Regions from separate parts of the Homo sapiens genome. Here region 2 is linked to region 1. A link is a contact called in ENCODE Hi-C data. All regions are on one chromosome and are shown on one strand. The core of a region is the stretch at or near the end of the contact, and the rest is flanking DNA. Distances in the headings are between cores, read along the strand shown. Region 1 holds the start of PON3 (paraoxonase 3). Region 2 overlaps LOC105375409 (a long non-coding RNA gene).

Region 1 (5,004 bases), core at 2,234-4,733:
CTCCCAGAATGCTGTCAGCCAGTGGGGTAAGGATCCCCATTATTCAAAGATATCCACATATTCATATCCCTTCTCCAACAGAATCCCTTGAAGGGGCTCAGGTTTTTAAAAACAATTCAGGAAAGGCGTTTTCTTTGGTTTCTTCTGCTTTCCAGCTGCTAGCACAAACCACCTCTAAGACTAGGGAGTGCAAGGTTCAGATTACTTTATTTTTTAGAAATTGAGAGGCAAGAAAAGGCAGAAAACTCAAATCAAAAGGGTACTTTTTCTGTATTTTTAAATATAGCAATAAAATAGAAAATCATATCCCAAAATAAGCTATCTCATCACATTCTAATAAATAAGTCACAGTTCTTGGCCCTAGGGAGTTTACAATCTGATAGTGAAAGAGAGAACACTGCTAGCTATAATACAAGGCATGTGGCAGGTGTCATAAGTGAATCGGAGCTTCAGAGTGCTGTGAGAGTTCAGAGGAAGGAGATGAATTTTGCAGCTGATTTTAGTAAGCAGAGACAGAGGAATCAGTAAGTTTGGAGGGAATTTCATAAGCAAAGGTGAGAAGGTGAAAGAACATATTCCCAGAACAGGGAACACAATCTAGCCTGATTTTATTTTATTTTTCTGTTAGCAATGTCAGGAAGAATTGGAGCTGTGGAGCCCAAATAAGCAGGTGTGGCATTAACTAGTAGGTGAGATTAGCCCATGTCTCACGTAGAAGCATGAGGGACAAGCGGGGAACAATGGTTCCTGGATTTTGAACTGAATCTTTTGAGAATGGGGGTACCATACATAGGAAAAGTCTAGAAGCAGAGCTGGTTGTGGGTGGGAGGATGAGGGAGAAAACGACAGAAATGTAAAATAGATTTCAGCTTAGGGAGAGTTTGAGCTGGAGCTGCCCTTTAACTGACTAAAAAAGAAGGGCTGCAGTTTGAAAGGTTAGGGACTGGGCCATGGATTTTTTATGAATTTTTTTAAAAGAAGGTAGGTAGGCTGTGAGGTTCCTTCGTTTATTATTTTTTTTAAGACAAAGTCTCGCTCTGTCGCCAGGCTGGAGTACAGTGGCGCGATCTCAGCTCACTGCAACCTCCGATGACTCCCTGGTTCAAGTGATTCTCCTGCCTCAGCCTTCCGAGTAGCTGGGATTACAGGCACACGCCGCCAACATGCCCGGCTAATTGTTATATTTTTAGTAGAGATGGGGTTTCACCATGTTGGCCAGGATGGTCTCGATCTCCTGACCTCATGATCCGCCCCCCTCGGCCTCCCAAGTGCTGGGATTACAGGTGTGAGCCACTGCGCCCAGCCTGCTGTGAGGTTCTTGAGGGGAGGGGCTGAGTCATATTATTTGAAAAAAAATAACACTTGAAGCCAGGAATGACAATAAGGAAAGGGAGGGAGGAAGGAAAGAAGAAAGAAGCAAAAAAAGGAAAGGTAACAGAGGACAAGGAGGAGAGTGAAATACCACAGATGGGAAAGGAGAAGCATTCAGTGAGGGGAAAACCAGGGAGTGGTCAATGACATTCTTTAGGTAATGTGGAGAGATGTCAGTAAGGAAATGTGCTGAGAAAAACCCACAAAGAATGTCATTTAGTACACCCCTGAAGACCTTGCATGGGGCAGAGTGGACGGGGCAGATGTCCCACTGGGAGGGCTTAAGTAGTGACAGGTAATTAAATGAGCTGGTAGGGCTCAGTCAGGTGGATGACGACCAAGAAGCTGTGCTGGCTCCTCTTGGTACTGTCACATACATACCAAGTTCCTCAATAAGGTGGCAGTTTTCAGGTTCTACTGGCTCCACTTCTCGAGAGGCATTCACCCTTTCTCTGTAGAAGATAAAACCCAACCCTGGAAGTCAAGGCACAGCATTCAAAATGTATGTTTAAATGTGGACTTCAATCATCTTCGTGTTGGTTAACTATCTTTATCATAATTTATGAATGACATAACAAGTAAGTAGGTACTTCCTTTCATGTTTATTTACATAATGTAGACATTATGTGGGTATTTTACCTATATCAGCTAACCTTACCCAGTTATTGCTGAAAAACTGTATAATATGATTCAACATGGAAAATTCTGCTGCCCAAATAAAAGACACTATTTAATAGTATGAGTAATTGAACAATATTATTAATTTAAATGCACGAAATAGCCCTAATTTTCTAAAGTATCGTCTGTTATAAATCTGCACTTAATCCCCTACAGTCTTGCCCTTTGAACTTTTCCTTCCAAACTGCTTTCCCAAAATTCAACAGGGTCTCCTAATAGTCAAACTCTATCACTTTTGCTTTAATTTTTAAATTTTATGCTGACTTACTCCGCAAGTATGTAAATTCATTAAACCAACCACAATTTAAACAATTGGCCGATTTATTTTTCAACACAATTTTCTTGTTTCCAGAGTGAAAAGGAATGTTTCCACATTCTTCTAATATCAGGGATAATTTAAAATTTTTATTAAAGTATATTCAGAAAGACTCAATACTTATCTTACAGTCATTTATTTAAAAAAATACCCTTAGATCTACTTTATTATTATTACTATTATTTTATGATTCTCCATGTGGTTGCACTGGGAGCAAATGTAACAATAAAACTCTCAAACTGGAAGTATTACTAATAGGCACCAGGCACCTCAACAGATTCTAGACGTGATCCTCTAAGAAGACCAGCTTCAACTAAGAGAAATACATAAACACTCAAAGACAACTGAAAGCAAGCAGAGGCTTTCGATCCACTCATGAATGTGTATTATCACTTAAAGGTTCTTCTTTCTAGCCCAGTATTGACTTTTCCTGAGACATTTCTAGGCTGGCTATCACCATTGTATCTTCCACTTCAAAAGGTCAAATGCCTACAAAATGCCAGTTACCGCCTGCAGGTTTCAGCTGGTTTGCCCTGCTGTCTGGCCAGCTCTTTAAATCTAGGATAGGTTCCATAACCCAGTACTTCTGCATGGTTAGCCAGACCTGGGCAATGTCTCAGTCAGCCGTAAACATCCAACTGGTAGCCTGATCCTCTCTCCCAAGTCCGGCGTTTCCAATGGACGTCCTTTTTTCCCAAGCAGAATGTTGAGGGCGAGCTGGGAAAGGGGTCATCACGTTCAGAAAGTAAAAGGGGGTCATGACCTTCAGAAAGCAAAGTGGGGGATCATAACCTTCAAAAAATAAATGGGACTAATTCGGCTCGGCAGTCTTTGGAAACGCAAGTAGCTCACTTTCCCCATAAGCGAGTCTCAAGGGGCGGTTTGCTGGGTGAGATGGAGGAGTGAGGTTCCAAAGCTGCTCTTTCCTACCCGCTAGGAAGGGGGCGCCAGGCAGCCCCTGACCTCACTTGGAAGAGGAGAGAAAGAGAGTCGAAGACGCCCTGTCAAGATGCCACTCACCTAAACGCCAGGAACATCTCCCCGACTAAGGACAGGCCGACCCCCAGCAGGACCAGCGCCACGAGCTTCCCCATGGTCTCGGGGTGCCCAGCGGCGACTGCGCGGCGCCGAGAGCTCTCGGGGGCGCGGCGGGCGGTTCCTGCCTCGCGTACGGATTGGGGCCCGCTCGGCCCCGCCCGCACACGCCTCCTACTTACCTGAGCGGCCCGGGTGCCGCAGCAGGGCGCTGACGAGTCCCGCCGAGCCCCGCCGCCCGGGTTCAAGGCCGCCTTCACGCCCACGATTCCTTGTTTTTTGGGCAGAGGTCAAGGCTCAACGGAGAGGGAGCCCGGGACCGAGTTGTGGTGGGAGTTTGCTCCTAACACCCGCGAAATCCTACCTCAATTCCTCAGATGGCCTGAGGGAGAAACCGGAGGGCCCGGGAATGGCGGGGAGCTCCAGTTCAGAGCCGGAACTCCGGACTTCTGCAAGGCCAGACGTGAGGCGACACTGAATTGCTCCCGAGACGCGGGAAGGGCGAAGGCAATCGAAGCGAAGAGCTTTAACTCATCTTCTCCAGGATTTGGGGCACGGGAACCTGTCTCCTGACCTTCGTGCCTTACCTCGGAGTGTGCTGCCCAGACGGACTTGTGAATAGCTGCGTCTGTCCCCATAGTTAACGGGAGAAGGAAACACCAGGAGAAAAGAAGGAAAAGACAGGAAACGGGAAGAGGAGCAGAGGCGAGGAAGGGGAAGGTCATTTCCTTGGCAGGGTAGGCCCTCTTTCTTCTAGGTCTTGAGTTCCTGCCAGGCAAGAAATGCTCTTTCCCCTCTCCTGATGAACACCAGGTTGGAGGGGGAGGAACTGAAGATGCGGGAAGACTTGGGGAGTTCGGGCAAAGTAGCACATTCAAGCATGATCTATTTTTATTTACGGACAGAAAGAAATATTAGTTCTGTTAGGTTCCACCGAGTAAACTATTTGTTGAGAGAGCAAGATTTGCCAATCCTGGGGGTATTAAGGAAAGAAAAGGTGGTCCCTGACCTATGGGATACATGATTCTAGTATGAATACGTAATTACAGGATGAATAATGAAGCCCACCGCTTATGCAGTACTGACTGTGTGCTTTGCCTGTGCTGACACCTATGTTAACGCATTTAATTATCAACACAATCTCTGGAGTGTGGGTAGCCTTACCCCAATTTTACAGGTGAGACCTGCAGCACAGATTGCTTATGTGGCTTGCTGTAGGTCAGGCAGCTGTCAAGCAGCAGACTCCAAAATCTGGGCCCTTAACTGAGCTGCCTCTACCATGCTGCCTCTAGAAAATCTATGGAAGAAGGGTTGTATTAAAAGGACAGTGTAACGTCTTGAATTGTATAGATTAGAGTTCTTGTTAAGATGACTAATGTTAAAAGAGTGCAAGCAGAGGAGGAATCGAAGTCAGGAGGGCTCACAGAGCTGAGGGGCCTGGGGTGTGATGTAGACATGCATGCAGGGTTTGGGAGTCAGGCTGCCTGGGTTTGGATCCAGCCTAGATAAAGTACTCAGCTTTATTGAGCTACAGATTCCTCTTCTGTAAAAGAACGTCCACCTCATAGGTAGCTTAAAATTAAATGTGATAATGAGTGTCAAGT
Region 2 (4,475 bases), core at 1,679-4,178, 290 kb after region 1:
GTGAGGTTGTGGAGTTCTAAGCCATATATGGATTGCTGGTGCTGAAATGTCAGCTGCATAAATTGGATGAGCGGGCTTTCTTCCACCTTCTAGAATGTCAGCTCGGTGCTGCAGTGCTGAAAAGAGTTATCCCGTGGCAAGAGTGGCACCTACAGGGCACAGTAAGAATCTTATGTTTCTTTTTTTATTTTTATTTTTCAGAGAGGTGGAGGTGGCGTATGGATAGAGGTGTAATGATTGGTTTTCTATTGGAGTTGTTGGACAAGTGTTTTGACCATCATCATAGATTTACCATCAGATACAGCTGGATACAAATCCTGTTCCTATAATTTACTGTCTGGGTAGCTTTAGGCAAAGGCACTTATGTTTATTAAAAGCTATAGTTTCTACCCTTGTAAATTGTGGATGATAATATCTACCCTATCACAGTTTGGCTAATAAATTTTAAGTGAATTGTGTCACTTACGGAATACCAACCTTGCCGCCAAAATGTTCCTGTGATTGCTCAATGTCAGAGACAACCCCAAACCTGCATCAATAGGAAATGAGATGCTAAAGAAATACAGCCCAAGGAAGGAGCTATGAGGATGCAATCTAGAAGCTTCCCAGTCCAGCAAGTGAATGGAGAATGCCTGGGCAGAGGGAGCAGGAGAGAGAAAGAGTGAAGGGAGAGAGGAGAGAAAGGACGTGCACACTTCAATGGCATTCTTTGAATACTTTGATGGCATATTGGAAGCCCTGAATTTACCTCTGATTTTTCTGTTGTAAGGACAATAACTTTCTTTTTCTAAAGCTAGATTGAGGTGATTTACTTGTAATTGAAAAAAACTTCTAACAATATCTAATGGTGCATACTAAAAGCCGCTCATCCTCACTCATAATAAAAGTAGAAATTAAAAATGAGATGACATTTTCTACCTATTATATCGGCAAAAAGTTAAATTAAAATTGATAACACATTATATTGGCCAAGCTGTGGAGAAATAGGCCTTCTCATATTTTACTGATGAGCAGTTTAACAACTCCTGAAGCAGGCAAATTAAACATATTTGTTAAGATGCAAATATATGTATCTTTCGACCCAGCAATTATGCTTTTGTGTAATTTGTCCCACAGATATATACTCAATCCTGTGAAATGAGGCATGTACAAGGCTATTCAGCATTGTTCCAAAGAATAAACAATAAGCATCAAACGTTCATCACTGGAGAAGTGATTTCATTTACATGGTGGAAAACTCTGAATCCATTAAAAGGAATAAAAAAAATTTTAGAAACTGATAATGGAAAGTTCTCTATAATATATAGCTGTTTAGAAAAATACAGGGAAAGAATATGAAGAACTTGCTGTAATTTATGCTTAAAGGGGTGGGAGAAGGAATCTATGTTCATGTTTAGTTGCATGTGCACTAAAATCTCTGGAAGAATATACAAAAAGTGGAATAGCATGGCAAAGGCTACGTAGAGGAACTTGGTAGAAAAGGGACAGAGATAAAGGGATTCTTTTTCAATGAAGACGTTTTTGCACATTTTAATTTTTGAACCCTGTAACTGCACAACCGATTCAAAAATGAAATAAGATTCCAGGGGAAAAGATTTCACTTCTATGTTGGAGCTGTGGAACTCTAAACCCAGGGGTGGGATGTGAGGGGTCCTTAGTTTGAATTGTGTGTAGACTAGACTCCATCTTCTAGAATTTCTAATCCTTTCCAGCCTTGAGGGAACCAGTTGCAGAGCTGATCAAGAAATATCCCAGGGTTACAGTGGCACCTACAGGACAAACGGAAATGTTTCAGCTTGTTTCTTGGTGCTTTTTTTGTGGAGCAGGGGGAGTCAAAGTTTAGGAGGACAGAGATAAGGAGGTGACGTTACAGTTGCTAGTTACTGCAAACATAATTTTTATACCAGTATATTAGAAGCTTAGACCTTAGAGCTAAACACCCGTGATTACAAACATCGTGGCTTTGTCACCTGCTCTTTGTTATACCCCTGTTGTATGGCTTTAGGTAAAGGAACTTAACATTTCTGAGTTATAGTGTCTACTTGAAATATGTGAAATATGCTGTCTATATTACAGGTTAATGCCTCAGTGTTTTAAGAGACTTATTTTACCAGAGAAACTCCAAACCTGGCAAACAAAGGCCTGTGAGTACTCAACCCTTAAGACAATCCTAAATGCCCCAAACCTATCCCAGCAGGAAGTGAGCTGCTAAAGAGATGTAGTCCACAGAGGAGGCCTCCAAACCTGTGGGCTACATCACCCAGAGTTCGTCAGGGCCACGGAAGATAAGGGACAAGGAGATCCTTGTGGAGAACTCATCAGGGCAGCCAGATTGGCTAAGGAGCTCACATCACCTCCAGGTCAGGATACTTTGTGTTTCCAGTCCTACACATCATGGGAATTGCTACGCACCAGGAATTGCTACACTTTTTGCTGCTTCCCATTCTCTTCCTTATCAAATGGATGATTTTTTTGATAATTATCCTATTCTTTCTCTGTCCCTTCATGTATTGCATTTGTGGTTATATTGGAGCCATAGTTTGCTGAGCCAGAAGGAACCACCACACCAGGGCCTGACTAAGAAGAATCACCCAGAAATCCTGGACTTGGAGCTATAACTAGATAAGTCTTTGTGTGGTCTCCCTCTGAGAAGAGGAAAGTGCACTTTCCATGGTATCTAATTATGGCTTCATTAGGTAGGCACTGGCGTTTTTGAAGGGATATGTGAGAGTAGAAGGGACAGTGTGTTGTTGAAGGTGTGAATTACAGCTAAAACCTCTGTTGTTAGCCAAGCCAGCGCTTAGTTGTCTTTCTACATTTAATGTCACTTTGATCTTCTGTTGGACACCTGGAATCCATGCCTCTCACATCTCTCAATTCACCTAGTTTGAGTGATTTTGGCTCTATCCCCGGCTCCAGAAGTGGTTGTATGACTCAGGCCTGGCCAGTCAGAACACTGCATCCTGTTCAATTCAGGTCAGAGAGACTCAGGGCAAGCAAGATCTCTCTGCTGAGATTGGAGCTGCGAGAATGAAGGGGAAAGGAGCCTGTCTAAGGACAGGGCCAAGACAGAGGGAGCTGGAGTGAGAGTGAGAGTGAGAGTGAGATTGAGAGAATGAGAGCGAGAGTGCGAAAGAGAAATCACAGTCGGGGGTGACATTTAAGCCTTTGGAGTAAGGCCCATTGGACATTCTCCATCTAGGCTTTTCAGTGATGAGAAAATAAACATCTTGCTTGAGCCAGGTAGACTGCGGCTTTCTATTGCTTGCAATCAAAACAGTTCTAAATCAAATGGCTCTTAAACCAAAAGATGCTCAAACTCATAATAATAAGAAAATAATTGATACAACTTTTTTTTTTAACTCTCAGATTGATTGGCAAAAATTCAAAACATACTGTGTTGGCCAAGCTTTTGGGAAATAGACAATTTTTACATGGCTGCCAGGAGCACAAGCTGGTACAAGCCCTGTGAAGGGCAATTTGAAAATGCCCGTAAACATGACAAATACATGTATCCTCAGATGCACGACAAAGTGAGAATTTTTCTGTTTTTTCATTATTTTTTTCTGACTGGCAGAGAAATTCAGCAGGAATTCTCAGATATATTTAGGTATATTGACACACATGCAAAATGGACCCTATACAAAACTTCTCATTTCAGTATTATTTTAAATGGCAAAACAATCAACTTACATGTTCATCAATAGAGAACTGGGTAAATAAATTTTGGTGTATCCATAAACTGGGAATACTTCAAAGCTAGAGAGGTGGGGGCAAAGAGGAATTTTTATGTACTGATATACAGGATTTCCAAGATATAGTATTATATGGAATAATTAAGACACAGAAAAAAAGGTGTTATAGTACATTATCATGCAAAATAAAAAGTTGCTTTTAAAGTATTTGCTTGTATGTGCATAAAATGGTCTCTGGAAGTATAAAAGAAACTAATAACTTTGCTAACCTTTGATATGTAATAGGTAAAAGGGAAATTTTTTAGCATATTCTTTTTATCATTTTAATTTGTTTTTGAGCCATATGAAAACATTACTTATTCAAAAACTAAATGAATATAAATTTTTAAATTTTCTCATTAGGACCTACAAGCTAAAGAACAGTTAAAAAACAGGCAGTGAAAAGATTCCAGGGGAAACGATTTCACTTCTGTGTTGGAGCTATGGAACTCTAAACCCAGGGGCGGGGTGTGAGGGGTCCTTAGTTTGAATTGTGTGTAGACTAGACTCCATCTTCTAGAATTTCTAATCCTTTCCAGCCTTGAGAGAACCAGTTGCAGATCTGTAAAGAAATATCCCAGGGTTACAGTGGCACCTACAGGACAAACGGAAATGTTTCAGCTTGTTTCTTGGTGCTTTTTTTGTGGGGCGGAAGAGTCAGTGAAACAACAGGCAGTGAAAAAAAAAAAAATACACCAATCTTACTGATCCAGGCAGTGAAATGCATAAGTTGAATGAACC

The links. Hi-C counts contacts between places; a loop is a spot of excess contacts on that map. Pooled maps may share reads with other maps.
Region 2: a loop to region 1 is called in a map of PC-9, with 6 times the contacts of the local background. The contact joins the enhancer-like site here to the promoter of PON3 in region 1. A Hi-C loop is called at or near these places in 1 of 168 maps with a recorded cell type or tissue (PC-9), 1 of 37 single-sample maps with no recorded cell type and 7 of 50 pooled maps.

The regions. Positions count from the first base shown.
Region 1 is chr7:95,392,892-95,397,895 of GRCh38, forward strand. It overlaps PON3 (paraoxonase 3), which reads right to left and starts at 3,484. Exons shown (of 9, transcript NM_000940.3): 1 at 3,386-3,484; 2 at 1,753-1,823. The coding sequence starts at 3,459. It overlaps LOC107986822 (a long non-coding RNA gene), which reads left to right and starts at 3,581. Exons shown (of 2, transcript XR_007060439.1): 1 at 3,581-4,137.
Region 2 is chr7:95,686,168-95,690,642 of GRCh38, forward strand. All of the region lies in intron 2 of LOC105375409 (a long non-coding RNA gene), which reads left to right. Among named protein-coding and RNA genes, the nearest start is that of DYNC1I1, 84 kb to the right of the region's middle. Within about 2 kb of position 2,929, at least 2 of the 41 ENCODE cell types and tissues checked have a DNase peak (open chromatin) inside an H3K27ac peak, as active enhancers do.